Linked DNA regions of Homo sapiens: region 1 is linked to region 2. A link is an interaction called in ENCODE POLR2A ChIA-PET data of the cell type or tissue named here. Cell type or tissue: OCI-LY7. All regions are shown on one strand. Links, peaks and the distances in the headings refer to the core of each region. The heading gives the core; the rest is flanking DNA. Region 1 overlaps LOC101929255 (a long non-coding RNA gene). Region 2 has its middle 6.4 kb from the start of BCR.

The links. Peaks named below come from ENCODE experiments on the same cell type or tissue, not always from the same donor. Only the 100,000 strongest peaks of a DNase experiment are listed, where the experiment ranks them.
Region 1: POLR2A ChIA-PET joins it to region 2 with 7 read pairs; 1 of 35 experiments calls an interaction of 5 or more read pairs at or near these places.

The regions. Positions count from the first base shown.
Region 1 is chr22:22,400,053-22,405,427 of GRCh38, forward strand. LOC101929255 (a long non-coding RNA gene) reads right to left here. Exons shown (of 3, transcript XR_938052.4): 3 at 2,744-3,396. It also overlaps IGL and the pseudogene IGLV1-41. Among named protein-coding and RNA genes, the nearest start is that of ZNF280B, 110 kb to the right of the region's middle. RefSeq lists a silencer at 4,764-4,823. In OCI-LY7, for the core only: CTCF peaks have their summits at 474 and 3,859; DNase peaks (open chromatin) are centred at 2,319, 3,979 and 4,739; H3K4me3 peaks cover 936 bases; H3K27ac peaks cover 2,199 bases.
Region 2 is chr22:23,171,455-23,176,829 of GRCh38, forward strand. It overlaps a transcript of RSPH14 not described here. Among named protein-coding and RNA genes, the nearest start is that of BCR, 6.4 kb to the right of the region's middle. RefSeq lists enhancers at 2,493-2,542, 2,528-2,822, 4,915-5,014. In OCI-LY7, for the core only: CTCF peaks have their summits at 2,646 (motif pointing right) and 2,847; DNase peaks (open chromatin) are centred at 2,647 and 4,977; H3K27ac peaks cover 899 bases.

The DNA.
Region 1 (5,375 bases), core at 290-5,289, 770 kb before region 2:
CACCTGGGCACCTGTTCTCCACCTGCCCCTCTCTCAGTGAGGACCAGACTCAGAGGCCTAGAGAAACACGTCTTCATCTGTTCACACCGTGGGGTGCCTCCTTCTGGACTCATCCCAAGACTGCTGCTCCCCCAGCTTACCTGTGTAACTGCTGAGAGTCTTCACAGGGACCTGGTCACAGGGTTTGGGATCAGGATCAGCCTGGCTTTAACTCAGCTGTGACCCTGCCCCTTCAGGACAAAAAGTGAACTATTAGGGCTCTAACTGAACTCTCCTGATTTACTTAAATCTTATATTCTCCTTCTCAATATCCTTCTAGGAAGTTCTGTCTCTACCCAATAATGTCAGGTCATTTCCTCAGGCCTAGAGCCATTTGATTTCCAGACTTCTATACTCACACTTATGCTCTCATTCTCTGTCATGGTTCATTTACTACGCAGCAGCTAATGAGGCCAACCATGTATCTACAGCCCATTGACATGAAAAATGGGGAGGAGAGGGTTCCTTAGATAAATACAGGGTTAGCAAAGGAAAGTTTCTTAGGAATCACTTCAGGATCCAAGAAAATTCATTCCAGAGCTTCGAGAGTTTACAACTCAAAAACAACAGCATAATATATGAGGTGGTGAATCTTCTTGGCCTTCTCAATGAATAACCTCAGAAATGGTCAGAGAATATGCTTCAAAAAGGTAAGAGTATGACTTTCACAAACATATAGTATTCACATATGTCAACAATTTTAATTGGTTTATGTATTTTGGAGAAAAACAGTATGATGATAAATAAATGTTAAAAAGCATTTTTAAAAACTCAGTGCTTATACTCCACCAGGATAGAACCTGTGAAGGAAATTTCTGTGTTGAAGATACACTGTCTTTTAGAATAATAGCAACATAGCTATGAATTTTGTCTTCTCATCTCACAATCTACAAATTAAAATCACCCCATTTATGTGAAATATCTAGAAAAATACAGGTACATTTGGACATTCCCATCTGCCACCACCCATCCATCTTCTCCTAAAGTGGAATCCCTCTGCCCCCATTCTGCTCCTCTCCACACATCTACCTGCTAACACGTGACTCCTCCCTGCCTTCCTTTCCAGATCCCTAGCAGATTGGGCCCACCAGGGGAACAAGCTCTTGGACCTGGGGATCAAAAGTGCATCTTGTTGGACTTCTGAGGACTTGCCCTGCAAGGGTCTCTTTCTGGATCACAATCCCTCTGTTCCTGGGCATCCCCTTTTGCTGGATCCTGTTATTTATCTCTGTGTTACTCCATCTAGGTCTACTCTGTGGACTTCCCTGCATCTTCACCTGAACCCCAGGAATCTTCAAGTCATGCCAATATTCCCTCAGTTCTCCTGAAATGTCTTATTTTCTCTTCTCCTGAGATCCCACCAAGTCATCCCTTCTGAGACCCCTGAGTGTAGCAGGGCCCTCTCTGGTCTCTTTGCTTCAATTATGAATGAGGAGAATGGGAGGTCCTCTTTGCCGCTCCTACCCCTGTGTTGCCATCAGGATCAGCTTCATGAGGCAGAATGAGGCTGTCTAGATCAACATGGCTTTCCCAACATTGAGCTCTGTGCCCAGCACAAGGTAGGTGCTCAGTAACTATTTGAGAAAACCTACATTTCATCACACTGGCCACATTACACTGAGTCCAGGATGGGGATGAACTGGGAGAAGCAGTGGTGGAAATATTCCTCTCTCTGCTTTCAGGCTAAGAACTGATGGGACGTTCACCAGGGAGAGCATCCCTTGGCAGAAAGGGGGCCATGGGCATCCTTGTCCTGTATGGGAGACACTGCTCAGCCTGGGGGAACCTCTGTTCATGAAGGTGGGAGAAAAAGATAAACAAAATTCACTGTGAATGTCTATGTATCATCACAGAGGAGGCAATGACAAGAAAATAGGAAGTGCAAGCCCAGTTACAATTGGTTTCTACTTTAAAAGAAATAAAATTTAATATGCCTGGTGTGTTATGTAAACACAACAAACATTTTTCGAAAACTATAAAAATATTTAAAGTAACATGGTTTACAATAAATAGGAACATTTGAAATAATGACACCCTGGAAATGCAATCCTAAAATACAGCATACATTTTATTTCAGTTATTTATCTTGACTGGTTTTATTTAAATGTCTATATTAGAGATCACTACTTCATTGTGGATTTTTGTTTGTGTGCTTGTTTGTTGTTTTTGAGATAGAGTCTAGCTCTGTCACCCAGGCTGGAGTGCAGTAGCACAATCTCGACTTATTGCAGTCTCCAGCTCCCAGGTTCAAGCACTTCTCCTGCCTCAGCCTCCCACGCACCTGGGACCACAGGTGCGCACCAGTATGCCTGGCTAATTTTTGTGTTTTTAGTAGAGATGGGGTTTCTTTTTTTTTTTTTTTTTTTTTTTTTGAGACCGAGTCTTCCTCTGTTGCCAGGCTGAAGTTCAGTGGCGCAATCTCGGTACACTGCAACCTCTGCCTCCCAGGTTTAAGCAATTGTCCTGCCTCAGCCTTCTGAGTAGCTGGGACTACAGGCACCCGCCACCATGCCCAGCTAATTTTCACATTTTTAATAGAGATGGGATTTCACCATGTTGCCCAGGATGGTCTTGATCTCTTGACCTCGTGATCCGCCCACCTTGGCCTCCCAAAGTGCTGGGATTACAGGCGTGAGCCACTGCACCCGGCCTAAGATGGGGTTTCATCATGTTGACCAGGATGGTCTCAAACTCCTGACCTCAAGTGATCCACTCACCTCAGCCTCCCAAAGTGCTGGGATGACAGGCGTGAGCCACAGTGCTCGACCTAGTACATTGTTTAAATGGTGCATGTAAAACCTCATGGTACTACAACTGCCTGGTGACAGACTCACCAGAGTAAATAACTATCCTGCTGTTCTCCAACCACATGGGATTGCCCCAAAAAATATTTGTTGAATCCCAGGTGTATCATGCCAGAACTCTTGCAGTCATATATACAATCTGTTTCATTTTAATAAATAGGATTATCTTTTTTCTTCAGTTTACTGTTTTTAATGTATCATATTCTAGATTTCATTACACATCAAAGATGAATAATTTCTATCATCTTTCAGACATGCCCAAAACACTCATTAGCGATTTTGAACAGTATTCTTTCCTAAACATCCTAGTTGGAATGGTTGATCCTAAAAGCTACCACGTGTCAGGCTCACTTAAGTACAGACTCTGGTCAAAACAAGCTGAAGTTTTAACTCTTCCATCTTCAAATACTGAGCATATTTGCTTGTTTTGCTCTTTAGCAAAACACTGCAAAGTCATTTGCCAGGATCCCCCGCAGATTGGCATTCAGTGATGGAGAACAGACTCCTAGGTGAGATCCCTGGTCACAGGATCCCGATGACTATGACTGCAAGTCTGGAAAAGAAGAGACAGAACAAAGATTTACCAGCATAACCCTCTGAGAATGTGCCCCAGGCATCCCGGAGGGAAGAGCTCCCTATCGACCCAGGACTGCAGAATCCACAGAGGAAGGAGAGCTCTGGCCACCAGGGAGCAGCCACACGAGAGGAGAGGACCCAGTGCCCCCACAGGTGAGGAAATGAGTCCATGGGGCTGGTCACTGCTCTCGATTTCATTCTGACATAAGAGGACTTTGTGTAGTCACCACCTGAGTCCTATACAGTGAACAGCCAAGGAGACATGGACAGATTCACCCCTGAGGAACCCAGTAGAATGTGAAGTCTGCCCTGAGCTCACGAAAAAAATGACTCAGGGGGCTGCCTGGCCTGGCCCTGATGGAGGGGGCCATGGACAGAACAACGGGGAGTGAGGGGTGTCTCTGAGAGGCTCTGGTCACCTTGTTATACAATGGTGGTGTACATGACCAAAATGGACACCAGGGGATGCCTGCGTACCATTACTGAGAAGACTGGGTGTGATGAGAGCAGGACCAGCGCCACCTGTCCTGCTTGGTGCCCTATGCTTAGGGCTTACAGATGTCAACTCTGCACCCCCTGGGACCACATAGCCCCACCCCTGGCACTCTCTGACATCCTCAGGCAGAGGAGCCTGACCCAGGGCCCAAGGTGGGATCAGAAAGCTGGAGGGTCTGATTTGCATGGATGGACCCTCCTTCTCTCAGAGTATAAAGAGGGGCAGGGAGAGACTTGGGGAAGCTCTGCTTCAGCTGTGAGCACAGAAGGCAGGACTCGGGACAATCTTCATCATGACCTGCTCCCCTCTCCTCCTCACCCTTCTCATTCACTGCACAGGTGCCCAGACACAGGGTCAGGGGAGGGGTCCAGGAAGCCCATGAGGCCCTGCTTTCTCCTTCTCTCTCTAGACCAAGAATCACCGTGTCTGTGTCTCTCCTGCTTCCACGGTCCTGGGCCCAGTCTGTGTTGACGCAGCCGCCTTCAGTGTCTGCGGCCCCAGGACAGAAGGTCACCATCTCCTGCTCTGGAAGCAGCTCCGACATGGGGAATTATGCGGTATCCTGGTACCAGCAGCTCCCAGGAACAGCCCCCAAACTCCTCATCTATGAAAATAATAAGCGACCCTCAGGGATTCCTGACCGATTCTCTGGCTCCAAGTCTGGCACCTCAGCCACCCTGGGCATCACTGGCCTCTGGCCTGAGGACTAGGCCGATTATTACTGCTTAGCATGGGATACCAGCCTGAGAGCTTGCACAGTGCTCCAGGCCAATGGGGAACTGAGACAAGAACCCTCTTCCTCCTCCGCCAGGAGGGTGAGTGCCTGCAGCTGCTGCTCACACCTGACCTGTAGCTTCTGCTGCTGTAGCTTCCCCCATGGGCCTCGGGGCATCCAGGGCCTTGCCTAGGAGTGGAGGCTCCACCACTTTTGTCCTCAGAGTCAGGAACAGGGACCCCAGGAGACAGAATATCCTGCTCCTCAGCTTGGGACACAGGGTCTCTGCACTGAAATCGTGGGCTGAGGTGGCAGGTCCAACTGTGTCTTCACAGTCCTTCCTGTGCCTGCCCATGGTGTGGGGACGGAGTGAGGAAGTGTGGGCCATTGAGCTTCACTAGAGGCCTGAGGGAGCAGAGGTGCTCCCGAAGACCTGGACTCCTTCCGTCACCCTCCTCCCATCACTCTCCTCACTGTAGCTGTGGCCAGGTGAGGGCTCAGGGCTACTTGAGGACCTTGCTCAACCCAGGGCCTCCATCCCAGGCATTGTTTCCAAACTCTGTAAGGGCTGTCTCTGAATCTGTAGAAACATTTATTTCTATGTGCCCAGGACTGGGTTAGAGGGCACCAACCCCACCCCTTGCAAACTGCTCATCACCTCTCAGTGAAACAATGAGGAGAAGAAAGAGTTAGAAATCAGAAGCCTCCCCAAGGCTCCCCTCTCTCCTCTCAACCAGCCTCCCCT
Region 2 (5,375 bases), core at 112-5,111:
AGTGTGTACCACAATGCCCAGCTAGAATTTCAACATACAAATTTTGGGGGACACAAACATTCAGTCCATTGTATACATGTACATACACATTCAAGTAATATTATTCATGCTGAGCGCGGTGGCTCACACCTGTAATCCCAGCACCTTGAGAGGCAGTGGGGGTGGATCACCTGAGGTCAGGAGTTTGAGACCAGCCTGATCAACATGGTGAAACCCCGTCTCTACTAAAAATACAAAATTAGCCAGGCGTGGTGGCACGTGCCTGTAATCTCAGCTACTCGGGAGGCTGAGGCAAGAGAATCGCTTGAAACTGGGAGGTAGAGATTGCGGTGAGCTGAGATCTTGCCATTGCACTCCAGCCTGGGCAACAAGAGCAAAACTCTGTCTCAAAAAAAAAAAACAAAAAAAAAAAAACAAGCAATGTTATTGACAACAGTGAAAAAGTGGAAGCCAGGATCGGTGGCACATATCTGTAGTCAGCTTCCTATCTAACAGGCCAGTCCTCAAGCACCTGGTTACCAGGAAGAAGAAACAAAAATTGTTAAAAAGCACCCTTCCTTAATGCATTTTATATCCATCTGTTAAAACAATTGCCATCATAAACTGATTCTGTAAGAATAAGACATACAAATGGAATCATACAATATGTGGCTTTTTGTGACTGCTTCTTTCACTTAGCATAATGTTTTCAAGGCTCATCCATGTTGTAGCATTTATCAGTACAATATTTCATTTCATTTTTTTCTTTTTCAGACAGCGTCTGGTTCTGTTGCCCCTCTGGAGTGCAGTGGCACTATCATGGCTCACTACAATCTCTGCCTATAGTGATGGTGCGCGTATAGTCCCAGCTACTTGGGAGGCTGAGGTGGGAGAACTGCTTGAATCCGGGAGGTGGAGGTTGCTGTGAGCCAAGATCACACCATTGTACTCCAGCCTGGGTGACAGAGCGAGATTCTGTCTCAAAAAAAAAAAAAAAAAAGGCCAGGTGCAGTGGCTCAGCCTGTAATCCCAGCACTTTGGGAGGCCGAGGCGGGCAGATCACGAGGTCAGGAGATCAAGACCATGGTGAAACCCCATCTCTACTAAAAAAATACAAAAAATTAGCCAGGCGCGGTAGTGGGTGCCTGTAGTCCCAGCTACTTGGGAGGCTGAGGCAGGAAATGGTATGAACCCAGGAGGCGGAGCAAGAATCCGTCTCAAAAAAAAAAAAAAAGACTGGGCACGGTGGCTCACACCTTTAATCCCAGCACTTTGGGAGGCCGAGGCAGGGTGGATTGTGAGGTCAGGAGATCGAGACCATCCTGGCTAACACGGTGAAACCCCATCTCTACTAAAAATACAAAAAATTAGCCGGGTGTGGTGGCAGGCGCCTGTAGTCCCAGCTACTCGGGAGGCTGAGGCAGGAGAATGGCATGAACCCAGGAGGCGGAACTTGCAGTGAGCCGAGATCGCCCCACTGCACTCCAGCCTGGGGTACAGAACGAGACTGCATCTAAAAAAAAAAAAAGAATGTCATATATTTGGAATCATACAGTATGTAGCCTTTTCAGAATAGTGTCTTTTCATATGGTAATAGGCATTTAAGTTTCCTCCATGTTTTTCCATGGCTTGTCAGCTCCTTTCTTTTTAGTGCTGATTAATATTCCATTGTCTGGATGTACCACAGTTTCTTTCTTTCTTTTTTTCTTTTTTTTCTTTGAGACGGAGTCTCGCTCTGTCACCCAGGCTGGAGTGCAGTGGCGCGATCTCCGCTCACTGCAAGCTCCGCCTTCCAGGTTCACGCCATTCTCCTGCCTCAGCCTCCCAAATAGCTGGGACTACAGGTGCCTGCCACCATGCCCAGCTAATTTTTTGTATTTTTAGCAGAGATGGGGTTTCAACATGTTAGCCAGGATGATCTCGATCTCCTGACCTCGTGAGCCGCCCGCCTCGGCCTCCCAAAGTTCTGAGATTACAGGCATCAGCCACTGTGCCTGGCCTTCTTTTCATTTATTTATTTAATTTGAGACAGGGTCTCACTCTGTCGCCCAGGCTGGAGTGCAGGGGTATGATCATAGCTCACTAAAACTTCAACCTCCCTGGCTCAAGCAATCCTTCCACCTCAGCCTCCAGAGTAGCTGGGACTACAGACACATGCCACAATGCTCAGGTAATTTTTTTATTTTTGGTTTTTTGTTTTTTGTTTTTTTTTTTTAGAGATGGGGTCTCACTATGGTGCCCAGGCTGGTCTCAAACTTCTTCTCCGTTATTATTTACTATTTATTTATTTTGAGACGGAGTCTCGCTCTGTCACCTAGGCTGGAGTGCAGCAGCACGATCTTGGCTCACTGCAAACGTCCATCTCCTGGGTTCCAGCGATTCTCTTGCCTCAGCCTCCTGAGTAGCTGGGACTACAGGCATGCGCCACCACACCAGGCTAACTTTTTCATATTTTTAGTAGAGACAGGGTTTCGCCATGTTGGTCAGGCTGGTCTTGAACTCCTGACCTCAAATGATCCACCCTCCTCGGCCTCCCAAAGTGCTGGGATTACAGGTGTGAGCCACTGTGCCCAGCCTCTATTCTTTCATCTGTTGACTGACACCTGCATGCTTTCCATCCCCAGGGCTTTGAGGCATGAGAAGTTCTGCATTGTCTCCAGCAGAGGGGGCGGTTGGGTCCCAGCCTGTTCTTCCAGTAAAGGGAAAGGGTGGCCTCCGGGAGGGGTTTGCTGGAACTTTTGCTTGGGGCCTAGGAACCACTTGGGCTGCTGCTGAGGGTGTGTGACGGTGTGTGTGTGTGTTTTGATTTTAAAATTACTTCTAGGCTGGGCACTGTGGCTCACGCCTGTAATCCCAGCACTTCGGGGAGCTGAGTTAGGAGGATCACTTAAGCCCAGGCGTCTAAGGCTGCAGTGAGCTAGGATTGCAATAATGCACTCCAGCATGGGTCACAGAGCGAGACCCCCATCTCAAAAAATATATAAGTAAATAAATAAATAATAGAATCATGTAACCACACTCAGAGAACAAGGGAAATTGAGGGGGAACATCACCAAAAACCCCACTTCTCTGTTATATTTTAGTTTCGAGATTTAAAAACATAATATGGATTGGGGATGCTGGAAATACTTGTTATCTAATTGTGGCGATGGCTTCAAAGTATACACAGATGTCAACACTCATCAAATCGCACTCCTTATGCGCAGTTTATGACACTTCAATTATACTTCAATAAAGTTGTAAAAAAAAAAAAAGCTGAGTGTGGTGGCTCACGCCTGTAATCCCAGTACTTTGGGAGGCTGAGGCAGGTGGATCCCCTGAGGTTGGGAGTTCGCAACCAGCCTGACCAACATGGAGAAACCCCGTTTCTACTAAAAATACAAAATTAGCCAGGAATGGTGGTGCATGCCTGTAATCCCAGCTACTCGGGAGGCTGAGGCAGGAGAATTGCTTGAACCGGGAAGCGGAGGTTGTGGTGAGCTGAGATCACGCCATTGCACTGCAGCCTGGGCAACAAGAGCAAAACTCCGTCTCAAAAAAAAAGAAAAAAAGATTGTAAAAAAAAAATTTTTTTTTTTTTTCAGACAGAGTCTCGCTCTGTCACCCAGGCTGGAGTGCAGTGACGCAATCTTGGCTCACTACAAGCTCCGCCTCCTGGGTTCACGCCATTCTCCTGCCTCAGCCTCCGAGTAGCTGGGACTACAGACGCCCACCACCACACCCGGCTAATTTGTTTTTGTATTTTTAGTAGAGTCGGGGTTTCACCGTGTTAGCCAGAATGGTCTCGATATCCTGACCTCATGATCTGCCCGCCTCGGCCTCCCAAAGTGCTGGGATTACAGGCGTCAGCCACGGCACTTGGCAAAAAATCTATTTTTTTTTAAATTACAAAAGATAGGTGGGTTGGCTTGTTTGTTTGTTTTTTCTTGAGACAGAGTCTCACTCCATCACCCAGGCTGGAGTGCAGTGGCGTAATCTCCCCTCACTGCAACCTCCGCCTACTGGATCCAAGCAATTCTCCAGCCTCCGCCTCTGGAGTCACCATGCCCAGCTAATTTTTATATTTTTGGTAGAGACAGGGTTTCACCATATTGGCCAGTCTGATCTTAAACTCCTGACCTCAAGTGACCCGCCCGCCTAGCCTCCCAAAGTGCTGGGATTACAGGCGTGAGCCATAGATAGGCGTTTTATTATGAAGAATTTAGAAAAGCATGATGATTTAGAAAATAAATGTCACCCACTGCTCATAGACAGCTGTGGAGCCCTTGGTGAAGCCCCCTCCTCCTGCTGAACCCCTCAGAAGGCTCCTGGGGTAGCGCTCAGGGCCCATCCAGCCTCCAGCTTCTGCAGCCAAGTTCCAGGGCCCACCTCTGCCCTGCCGGCCTCATGATGCCAGACTCAGCTAGCATCCTTCCCACTGAGGGAACAGCAGCTATCAGCATGAGGCTCTGCCTTCTTCACTGAGTCTTCTCCGCTCAGACTCCAGGGTCCCCATCATCTCCCTGGCCAGTCCCTTCTCAGTCCCTCTGCCTCTACTTCCCCCCTAGTCCAGTAACTGTCCCTTCTCCACCCAGCCTCACGCAGGCAGGGGGAGAGTCTCCAGCCCCGTGGCAACAAACAACATCGATTCACTGGCAACACTCCACTTTCTCTCTGAGGTCTTCATTGCTCCTTGGTGCAACAGGGTCACCCTCTGCCTGATGCCTGCTCATGGATGGGCTATGCGGACCTGAAGCCCTGTGCAGGCACCTCTGCTTGCCTGTTGCAGTCACCATCCCAAAGTCATCCCCATGAGCTGGCCTCCCTCTGTTGGGGAAAAGCTGGGTGTGGGGAGAGAAGCTGAGGCAGGGCTTGCATGTCTGCTAGACTTGCTGGCTCCTTCCTTCTAGCACTCTCATTATCTCAAGTAGCCATATGTTTCAAAGAAAATGCTAAACTGTCACAGCTGTAGCTCATTTGCTTGATACACCGCTTCCTTTCAATCCCCACATCCTCACCACCTGTTTCTTTGTTTGATCACCAATAAATAGCATAGGCTCCTAGGGCTAGAGGCCTTTGCAGCCTCTATACTAGCGTTGGCCCCCTGGTCCCACTTTCTCTCTTGCCTTTTCTCACTCCTTTGACTCCGCCAGACTTTGTCGCCCCCACGGCCTGGTGTTGGGTCTGATCACCCCAACATCCCTCATTCCCCACACCCACTCCATCTACAAGTCCCATGAGTTTTACTTCCAGAATGCTCCTGAATTCTAACCCCTTCTCTGGGGTACCTTGCTTCTGCCCTATTCTGGGTCACCAATGCCTTCCTCATAAACAATTGCCACAATCCCCAACCACTCCCCCTACTCCCACCTCCCACGCCCAACCTTCCATGCAACAGACCCCAGCAAGTCACCCCG